Regions from separate parts of the Homo sapiens genome. Here region 2 is linked to region 1. A link is an interaction called in ENCODE POLR2A ChIA-PET data of the cell type or tissue named here. Cell type or tissue: GM12878. All regions are shown on one strand.

Evidence for each region. Peaks named below come from ENCODE experiments on the same cell type or tissue, not always from the same donor. Only the 100,000 strongest peaks of a DNase experiment are listed, where the experiment ranks them.
Region 2: POLR2A ChIA-PET joins it to region 1 with 7 read pairs; 1 of 35 experiments calls an interaction of 5 or more read pairs at or near these places.

Annotation. Positions count from the first base shown.
Region 1 is chr9:23,583,123-23,588,122 of GRCh38, reverse strand. The region is part of intron 11 of LOC101929563 (a long non-coding RNA gene); the gene reads left to right. Among named protein-coding and RNA genes, the nearest start is that of ELAVL2, 240 kb to the left of the region's middle. In GM12878, no CTCF peak of the experiment used is centred here; a DNase peak (open chromatin) is centred at 1,019.
Region 2 is chr9:24,042,539-24,047,538 of GRCh38, reverse strand. It overlaps LOC124902327 (a long non-coding RNA gene), which reads right to left and starts at 1,324. Exons shown (of 2, transcript XR_007061897.1): 1 at 1,230-1,324. In GM12878, no CTCF peak of the experiment used is centred here; a DNase peak (open chromatin) is centred at 2,842.

The DNA of each region.
Region 1 (5,000 bases):
GTCTGGATATCCCCCTGCCCACCAGAGGGTGCTCCATGCAGAGGCAGTAAACCATGGTAATAGACTTAAAAGTAGCCTGTGGAGCCCTAAGTTCAACTCTTTAGTTACTCTTTTAATTTAGCCAAGTTGCCTGTCATTTTAGAATAGGAACAATGGGATAATACCTGCTTTGCCTAATTGTTAAGATTAAATGAGTTCATGTAAGTGAGAGCACCTAGCTCTAGTCCTGGCATGCTATTGGTACTCTGTGAATTCCCTCCTTCTTTTACTTCTTCCTATTCTCCCATTTCTTCTCCCTGTTGTAGAGTTTACTCCCTTGGCTTGGGTCACGAGAGGCTTCCTCAGAGCAGGATCACGTCACTTGACCTGTCTCAGGGTCCCTTAAATCTCTAGGGGTTGTCACTCTAAATATAGCTTTTGGATGAACAAGGAAATGCAACCAGTCAGCAGCTCCTAGTGGCTTCACAAAAGCAGTTACTGGCAGGGAGCCCGCAGTTAGAGAGTGTGGAGACAAGAATAGTACTCAAGGCTAGTTCAGGGTTCTTTCTGCCAGTTTCTGCTGCCACTGCACATGTGGGCACAATTGGGGATTAACTCTTCCCTTCTGTAGTATAGCCACAGCCACAACTTTTAAGTATGAGCTCAAATTCAGTTCCTTATAGAAAAATTATTTTCTCATGCTTAATAAAAGGGCACAGTAAGTCCACCTTATGACCAATACCTTTGTTTACCATCCCAAAATTATAGATTACAGGCCTTTCAGGTTGTTTACTAGGCTGCCTTGTCTATCCACTTAAGCGAGTTTTGGGGAGGCCCAAATGGAGACATGCACCTCTTGAAAAGGTACAGACCGTATTTTAGCAGACACTTACTTAGTTATTCCTCTAGTTACTTTAGGGATGATTACTGCTTTGCCATGCTTTCCCAGACCACTTAGCTTTATTGTAGCTGATTGCACAGAACTAAGATACCAGATCACATTTGGTCTGCTTCAGTGCCTAATTCATTGGTCTGCCCTTGACAGAAAAGGGGAAGTATCTGTTCTCTCACTCTGATGATTAGTGGCAGTTGATATAGGTCACTGGCTTTCTGTGTCTGTGTCTAGTCTGGTCTGGGCATCTCAGAGTAATTCTTGCTTTCTGGAAGCCAAAAGGAATAGAGCCAGAGTATTAGGAAAAAGAAATTACTCCTATGGAAAAATAAAAACCAGCACCACATACCCAGAAGATCATTGAGTGGTTTTTTGTTGTTGTTTGTTTGTTTTTTTCACTGAATAAAGTAGAAGTTTGGTTCCAGATATCAGCTGCTTTCTCTTAAACAAGCTTGAGGAACATAGTATACCACTGAGATTGAGAGAGCTTAAAGTGCAGGATGTTGAGCTGAATAGGAAATTGTCATGTCCCAGGAGGGAAGGCAAGAAGAGAGATTCACGAATGGCATTCATAATTTAAAACTTCAGCTATTTAATGAGCACTTTCTTTGTGCTAGACACTGTTGTAAATGCTTTATGTGCATTATTCTACACTGACCCTCAAAACAAACCTATGAGATAGGTGTTATTCTTATTTTACAGATGAGGAAATTGAAGTTTAGAGAGGCTAGGTCACCTGACCAAGGTGACTCCAGTAAATAAATTCAAAGTTCTATTAAAGTCATAGTATATATCATTATTTTTATCAGTTAAAAATATAAGAAAGAATATGGTTTACTCAATTGTCACTTCTTAGGAGTAGAAGCATTTGATCACATTGATTCAAGTACTCACTACCTAAAAAGGTGCCATCGTTCCTGACATGGCTGAAGTGTGGATTTACCACAAGAAAGGTAAATTTAGAAAGGTACAATTCAGGCTGGTCTGCTGGCTCTCCCTTCTACCCCTCCCGCCCATATGGCTGCACATCACCTTGCACTTCTTTAGCCCTCTTCACACTGCACTGTAATTGCCTAGTGGTCTGACAGCCCTTTAGACTGAGTGACCTAAGAGTGGGGTGGGAACCAGGTCCTTTTCTATCTCTCCAAACACTGGATACAAGGCCTATAATAAAGTAGTTCCTCAGTAAATGTTTGTTGGATGAAAATCAGTGTATTCAGTGAGCCAGTGAGCTAAGTCTTTTATAATGAATAAACTCCAGATTATTTAAGTATACATGGAGCCAACAGGGATTTAGCACAGAGTATTAGGAAACAGAAATCTCTCCTTTTATGGAACTACGTGGACCTACAGATGCTCGTTCAGAAAAAAATCATTGAAATTTTAAAATGGACTTATATGGAAATATGTAAACACAAAGTTTACATTGTGTCACTTTTTGGACACCTTCTCTAAGGGAGTATTGGAATATAGCACCCAGTCATCCAGTCAGTGAGAACTGTATACTGTGCCTGTGTGGGACATCAAGAAATACAGGGGATTGCTAATCCTCCTCAAGATGTGTGTCAGGATGTGCTTTTCAAAACACTGTCTCAAAATCACTGAAATCACTCCATCAGTCACAGACACCTGAACAAAAACATGTCCTTTTATGTCTTTATACAACTGTTCTGATATTGGGGTTTTAAATATCAACATAAACCTTGCCAAATTCTTGAGGCTTATGTGAAGGCTTCAGTTCAGCCATTTGTTGTTCGAGTATCTTCGTCCTGTCTGGCACCTTGGTTTTAGAAATAGACACGGCAGCCTCAGAAAATGGAATATCCATAAATCACTTATGATGATGGAGTGTGACTTTATTTTCGTGATCATTTTTGCCCAGGTGCCTGTTACTGTGTTACTAAAACAGAAGTAGACACTATTCCACTGTTTGGCATAGAATCTTGACAAAGAACTATTTGCAGAGGAACAGGCTTAGAATCTTAGTTTGTTTCATTATCACCAAGAGTTTCAAGGTTTGAAGTGTGCATCCTGGTAGGGTAAAGTGTTTGGGACCAAGATCAACTACCTTGCTGAGAGTCCAGAGGAGGAACTGCTTATTTCTCATAATGGTCTTGAAGTAGAGTCTACCATGGGCTGTCTGTTGACACGCAGCATGCACAATAAAGAACCTTCAGTTTTAATTCTTGGTGGCAAAGTCACGTCCTATTCTTTGGTTCTTTTCAAATCCAGATTGAGAAGTCTGGCTTATGGAAGAGCCTGCCCAACTCGTGCACTTCCACTTTCTGGCTTCATAGCTGGTGCTAGAGATATCTGTCCTTAAGGTGTTACCATGAAAGTCTCCTGCTATTTCATGAATTTATATTCTTGACCTAGCTCAATTGTGAGTGCCATAAGGGTGGCAACTTATCTTTTATTGCGTGTGTATTTTCCCCACAGCACCTATTACAACATTCTGAGTGCAGAGAAGTTCTCATTGAATATATTGACTGAATGACCAAGATATTTGGAAACACATTGGAGTGGTGACACGATGTCAATATAATCTCTGGCTTGTGGTGAGAAACATACAGAATTTTAGCTATTGTTTCTCCAGATGCTCTGGTGTAGAGTAGTTGTGTTGTTTTGCTTTGTGTCATCTGGCCTTACCCTCCATTCCCTTCCCTTCCTTTTCTTCCCTTTTCCCTTTTTAAAAAATTTTCCCTTGCTTTCCCTTCTTTCCCTATCATCTTTTTAAGAAAATATATCTGCATGGTTCTTGAAGACTTCTCAGGGATATGAGGATGGAGAGTTTAGTATAGCAAGATGTCATAAGAACAATGTATGTTCCACATGGTTTGCCTCTCAACCTTTGAGTCTCAGTTTAGTTTTGTGTAAAATGGGGATATGACATCTGTGTTGTGGAGCTGGTTGCAAGGATTAGATATTTTAAAGGTGCCTAATGTTATTAGCAATTGGCATCAAAGGAGCTCAATAAATGGTATAGATTCTTTTGTTGCTGAAAATTTTGAAATTAATTTTTTTTTTTTTTTTTTTTTTTTGGAGATGGAGTTTCGCTCTTGTTGCCCAGGCTAGAGTGCAGTGGTGCAATCCCGGCCGACTGCAACCTCTGCCTCCTGGGTTCAAGCGATTCTCCTGCATCAGCCTCCCAAGTAGCTGGGATTACAGGTGCCCGCCACCATGCCCAGCTAATTTTTTTTTTTTTTTGTATCTTTAGTGGAGATGGGGTTTCACCATGTTGGCCAGGCTGGTCCTGAACTCCTGACCTCAGGTGATCCACCTGCCTCAGACTTCCAAAGTGCTCGGATTACAAGTGTAAGCCACCACGCCCAGCCTGAAATGGAAATTTATAACTAATTTTTGTTACTCAAATGAATTATATGTTCAGTCATTTCTATTAAGCTGTTAAAAAATGGAGTAGGATGACACAAAAAGGCTCTACTTTCTGTTCCAAGAATATTTTCCACACAGTTTTGCAGGTGACAGGAACAGACCCACACAGAGCATGCTGTACTGTTTGGTACACAAGTCACTCAAGCTATAATCCTCTGTTTTCCTACAACATTATTCATTGTTTTAAAATTCTTTCTGTGTGTGATAAACCTATTTCTTTTTGCTTTCTAGATGAGTATAGTTACATAAACCCCTGAGCGTGAGAGTATGTGAGTGAATCAGTGGGCAAAGGATAAGTGTGAAAGTTACTGTAAAATATTAGTTGGATCCTTAACCTACAGTTAGTAATACGTAAGTGATGGAGAACGAAGGTCTTACCTATTTGACTTGCTTTAGCGTATGAAGGGTAAATATAACAATTAAAGAGCTGATCATGATTATTCAGAATAAGGAAAACACATTTCTCAAGACTAATTTTCTTGATTACCAGTTTTCAGATTGATGTGACTTTGACACAGGATATTTCTACTTGGAGCGCATCTCAAAATATCTTGTACTAATATAGCTTTCGTTCTATAAAATTTGATTCATCAGTAGGAAATCTGTCATAAGAGGAGAATATGAAATTCAACCATAAGCCGACCTGAGTTAGAAATACAGCTCTACCATTACTAACCATGGGATCTTGTGGTGTAATAAAAAATATAAACTTGGTCTTTGCCCCTGGTTCCTGGCA
Region 2 (5,000 bases), 460 kb before region 1:
ATTTCTAATTCCATATGCATTTCCAGCACTTCGTCACTCTCCGTCAAGAAACTGATTCTATTTCCTCATCCCCAGAACTGAGCTGGCCTTTATGAATGCCTACATGGTTAGAATGCAGCAGAAGTGATAATGCATGACTTCCAAAGCTAGGTCATAAATAACAATACAGCTTCTCTCTCTCTCTCTCTCTCTCTCTCTCTCTCTCTCTCTCACACACACACACACACAAACACACACACACACACACACACACACACACACACCCTTTATCTCTCTCTCTTTCTCTTTGTCCTTGAAATCCAACCACCATTTTGTGAGAAAGCCCAGGCCACAGGAAGAGGCTGTGTAGGGTGTAGGAGTGTTCTGACCAACAAGTCCAAAGAGATCCTCTGGCATCAACCACATGAATGAATAAGACTTCAGTTATTCCCAGCCCCGACTCTTAATTCTTTCAGCTGAGGCTCCAGCCACTATAGAGCACAGACAAGTCATCCCATTATGCTTTGTCTAAATACCTGACACATAAAAATCATGTAGGATAATAAATGCTTATTGTTGTTTTAAGTCACTAAATTTTGGGATAATATTTTTTAAATAACAGTAGATTATAAATACACCCGTCCCCATTATAACTATCTTAATTGCATAATTCTCATAAGACCTATTACTTACAACCATATTGACCACCCAGATGTTAAGGAACTTAATACAGACTTTAGTCTCTCAGCTTTCACCAGTAAACTCCTCTTACTATTTCTTTCCATGGGCTTCATGCTTCGAAAGAGTTGATCTACTTAATAAGCTACAATATATACACATCAATCTGCTTTTCTTTTTCTCATTAATCAGATATTCCATAACTTTGATCAGGACGAAATAATCCAAATTGACACACTGTAATTCTAGTCAATAAAATTCTAGTCAAACACAAAGAAGTTGGGAATATTGGATTGTCTATGCAGCCTTATCAAAAATATTTTTTGATTACCTCCCCGACTCTGAGAACAAAATATTTTGAATATTTACATACTCTTAATTTGAAAACTACTGCCACAGATGATAAAACATAAATAAAACTAGATTGAATACTGAAAGTAAAAGTGTTACTGACATTAATAAGTTAATGTTTATTGCTTGACTCACTAATCCATTGGTAACAATGAGGAATTTAACCACCTAATACACTTTTGGAACCTATCAACAATAATCTTAAAAAAAAATTATCTTACCGTGGGCAACTTGACTTTGGTGAACTACAGGCAAAGTTGGCAACAGGAGCAGTCCCATGATTACTGAACAAGAGACGTCACAGCTGCGCTTTATTGAGCATCTAATGTGAACCAGCAATATGAACGTGTGATGTTGATTGGCATACTATACTTGTATTTTATCTACACACCCACAATTTATCCAATCTTTTTGACCAAACAGGTAGTGAGTTCAGGCAAACAACTAATAATGTAATTTTTAAAAATCAAATGGTTTAGTATGCTTGGATTGAGGCTTTGTTTAAATAACTAAACCAGTTGAAAATTGTCAATACAGCATGAGTCTTTCCATTTTATTTTCTACTTGCCTTTTCCACAATCTCTTTCCCTGAAAGTGTTTTTATATTCATTTCAATTCAACTAATATTTATGTAACAGTGGGAAAAGTGCTAAATATATAGAAAAATATAAACCAGCCATGGCCCTTGCCTCAGGGAGCTTATAGCTTACAGGGTGATACAAATAAAGAAAGGTTACCCAAAGGCTCAGAGGAAAGCTATTTGGGCAGACTGTTTGCACAGATGGCCATAATAATTCTTCCCATCCTGTATCTCTCCCTTTTGCAATGTGACTTTGCCAATGCTCCCATCAGGAAGTGACATCAATTTCTCAATCTCTTGACTCTGGGTTTGCCCATGTGACTTCCCTTAGTCAATGGAATATTTGCTAGCATAATACAAGCAGAGAATTGAAATGTGTTTACACTCTGGGGTTTGCCTCTTCCAGATGCGATTGCAACTCTAAGACCACTATGAGAATGAGCTCCAGCTCACCTGCTGGAGAGGCCACATAATGAAGAATCAAGGAGTTGACAACCTGCCAAACACCAGACATATGAGTGAGGTCATCTTAGATCATCTAGCTCCATCCGAACTGTCAGATGACTTGGGTTATATGATTGACCCCAGGCAAGACAGATGGTCACAGTACCACTCAACTTAGCCCAGCACAAATTGCTGACCCACATGATTATAAGCAGACAAGCAATTGTGGTTTTAAACCACTAAGGTTTGGTGTGGTTTGTTCTGCAGCAACAAATAATTAACGCAGTCATCAAATCCAGACTCAGAGTGAAGAGATGAAAAGGAGTTAAAAAGACTTCTAAAAACCTATGCATTTAAGAAAGAGAAAATACGTAACACAACACAGACAGTAAAGGAACTTAAATTCTGAAAGAGAAGACAGACAGCTATCATTACAATAACAAATTTTGATCATTGCCATGATCCCAGGTGGACAAAGCAGGGGTTTGTGGTAGCCAGGTTCTAAGACAGTCCCCTCCTGATCCTTGCTCCTTTTGATCCTAGGTGACCAATAGAATATGCTAGAAATGATGGTGCATAACTTCTCAGGCTAGATCAATGTACTGCAACTTCTACACTGGATTCTTGAATATAAGCCAGCTGTAACGCCACGAGGACACTCAAGCAGCCCTTTAGAAAGGCCCAAGTAGAGAGGAACTGAAGCCTCCCACCCGCAATCAGCACCACCAGCCAGTTACGTGAGAAAACCACCTTGCAAGTAGATCTCCCAGTCCCAGTCAATGCTTCAAATGACTCACCCCAGTCAACATCTGACAGCAATCTCATGAGGGACCCTAAGCCAGAATAGCTTAGCCAAGCCGCAACCAAATTCTTGAACCACAGAAACCAGGAAAGACAGTAAATAAATATTGTTGTTATAAGCCACTAAGTTGGGGTAATTTGTTACACAGCCATAGTAACTAATACAAGGAACCTGGACATCACATAAACAAGTCCTGAGAAAAGAGGGTATCTGTATATATAGCAATTATTCTCTTGTTCAGCATTATACCACTTCAATTCTCAAGAAAATATGATCACGAATCATTCTCTGGAAATTCTCCAGGAGAGCTGGTATTTCTGTTAATTCAACAGATAGAAACTGGTTAAATAAATTATTTCTAATGTGATGTTAATAACCAAGCCTAAAACACAGTGTATTTTTTCAGTTATGAGTAATTCAGAAAGTGTCAAGTAAGTAGCTAGGGGAGACAGCATGAAGTTAGAGAAGTTCTGGGACTTATATCTTCAGCAATGTTGTCATGTCATTAAAAGTCATTTCTGTTCTTTCCTATTGCTTAAAAGCTCTGCATCTTAGCAGGAGGGTATATTGGTAGAGTCTCTAAGGAAAATAAAATTCTTATAACAATGATAATCATAATGTGATGTGATGAAATATCTTTCCCTAGAGTTTTTGAAAATCAAATAGGTTAATCCCTGACTGAGAAAGAGGAAGGTTTTTCTCAGGGCGGGAATGGAGTAGGGGGAATTTTGAAGTCCATGTGGACACAACAATTTTCCATGGGGTTTCCTGGCATATGATTCCTAACCCTCAAATTTATGACATTGGTGAGGCAGTAAAAGACAAAGCATAAACTGTGGAGAACTATAGAGTTAAACAGAGCCATGGAGTTAAATCCTGTTTCTTGCTCTGCCACTTTGTCTTAGCTCTGCCACTGTACTAGATGGCAGGATCTAAGTTACTGAGTTAATCAGCCTGCACCTCTGTTTTGCCACCTTAAACAGACAAGAAACCCCCTTATCAGGAATCATCAGGCAATCAGAAAATTATAAGTATATAACTTAAATATTTTATTTTAAGCTAACATGTATATCCATTCATTGGCCAATAGTTTGATTTAGAACCAAGGTCTTTTATTCAAGAACTTGGGATTCTTTTAAGTGGAATCAAAATTTAAATAAAATTGGGAAGCCGTTGTGAATGAAGAATTTGTCTCAGATTTTATTATTTTCTCTCAATCTTTTACAATTGCATCACTCATACTTAATTTGGCTGAATATCTTTGTACCTTCCCTTTATTGTCTTTTCATCCAGTTTAGGTTTCATGGAAATAACAGTTCTATTTCCACATTTATATTTACCATTGGCTTATGTGACAATTAACATAATTATATAACTACAGTAACATGTTCAATTGGTATAAAGAGGTTTGGAAACTACACATCTCTAAACACAAAACTCAGTGATTAGGAGCAGAAGTGTGCAAGCATAACAGAAAGTAGCCCACTAGCCATGAATACTGATGATGCAGTGAGTAACAATTTGTACCTTTTACAGAAACAATGGAGAACATCAGTTACTTTTCTAGGGTGTTTGAATGTAGCTCTATTGAGAGAGCAACTGCCATATCTAGTGTGGGCTTTAAAGTCAGAAAAAAAAACCTGAGTTTGGATGTGCCCTCTGCCTCCTGCTAGTAGTGTGACTTTGGGCAGACGCAACATCTCTGAATTTCTGTTTATTACTAATATAGTAGAGATAATAATACATAGAATAGTGTAAGAACTTGTGCCTGGGTTTCAATCTATGTCTGCCATTTATCAAGTGTATGATCTTGAAGTAAATAACTTGTTCAATCTCGCTAAACCTCAGTTTTCTCACATATGAAAGGACACTAATGATTGTACCTACTTTCCAGGGTTGTTTTGAGGACTTAATGAGATAACATATATAAACCGATAAACCCAGCAATTGGTAATTTGTAAACTCTCTTGCTGTCGTTTTGGCTAAAGTTGGAAAAATTAAATTAGGCATGGATATAAAGTATCTCATAAAGTAGCTCATAAAGTTTCTCGTGCATAGTTGACATCCAATAACTGGAGGTTATTATTAATATTATTAAATGTTAATTTGGTAATTCTTGAAAAGTAACTATTACTGCCAATCTCTTCACAGGTGATCTATCACAGA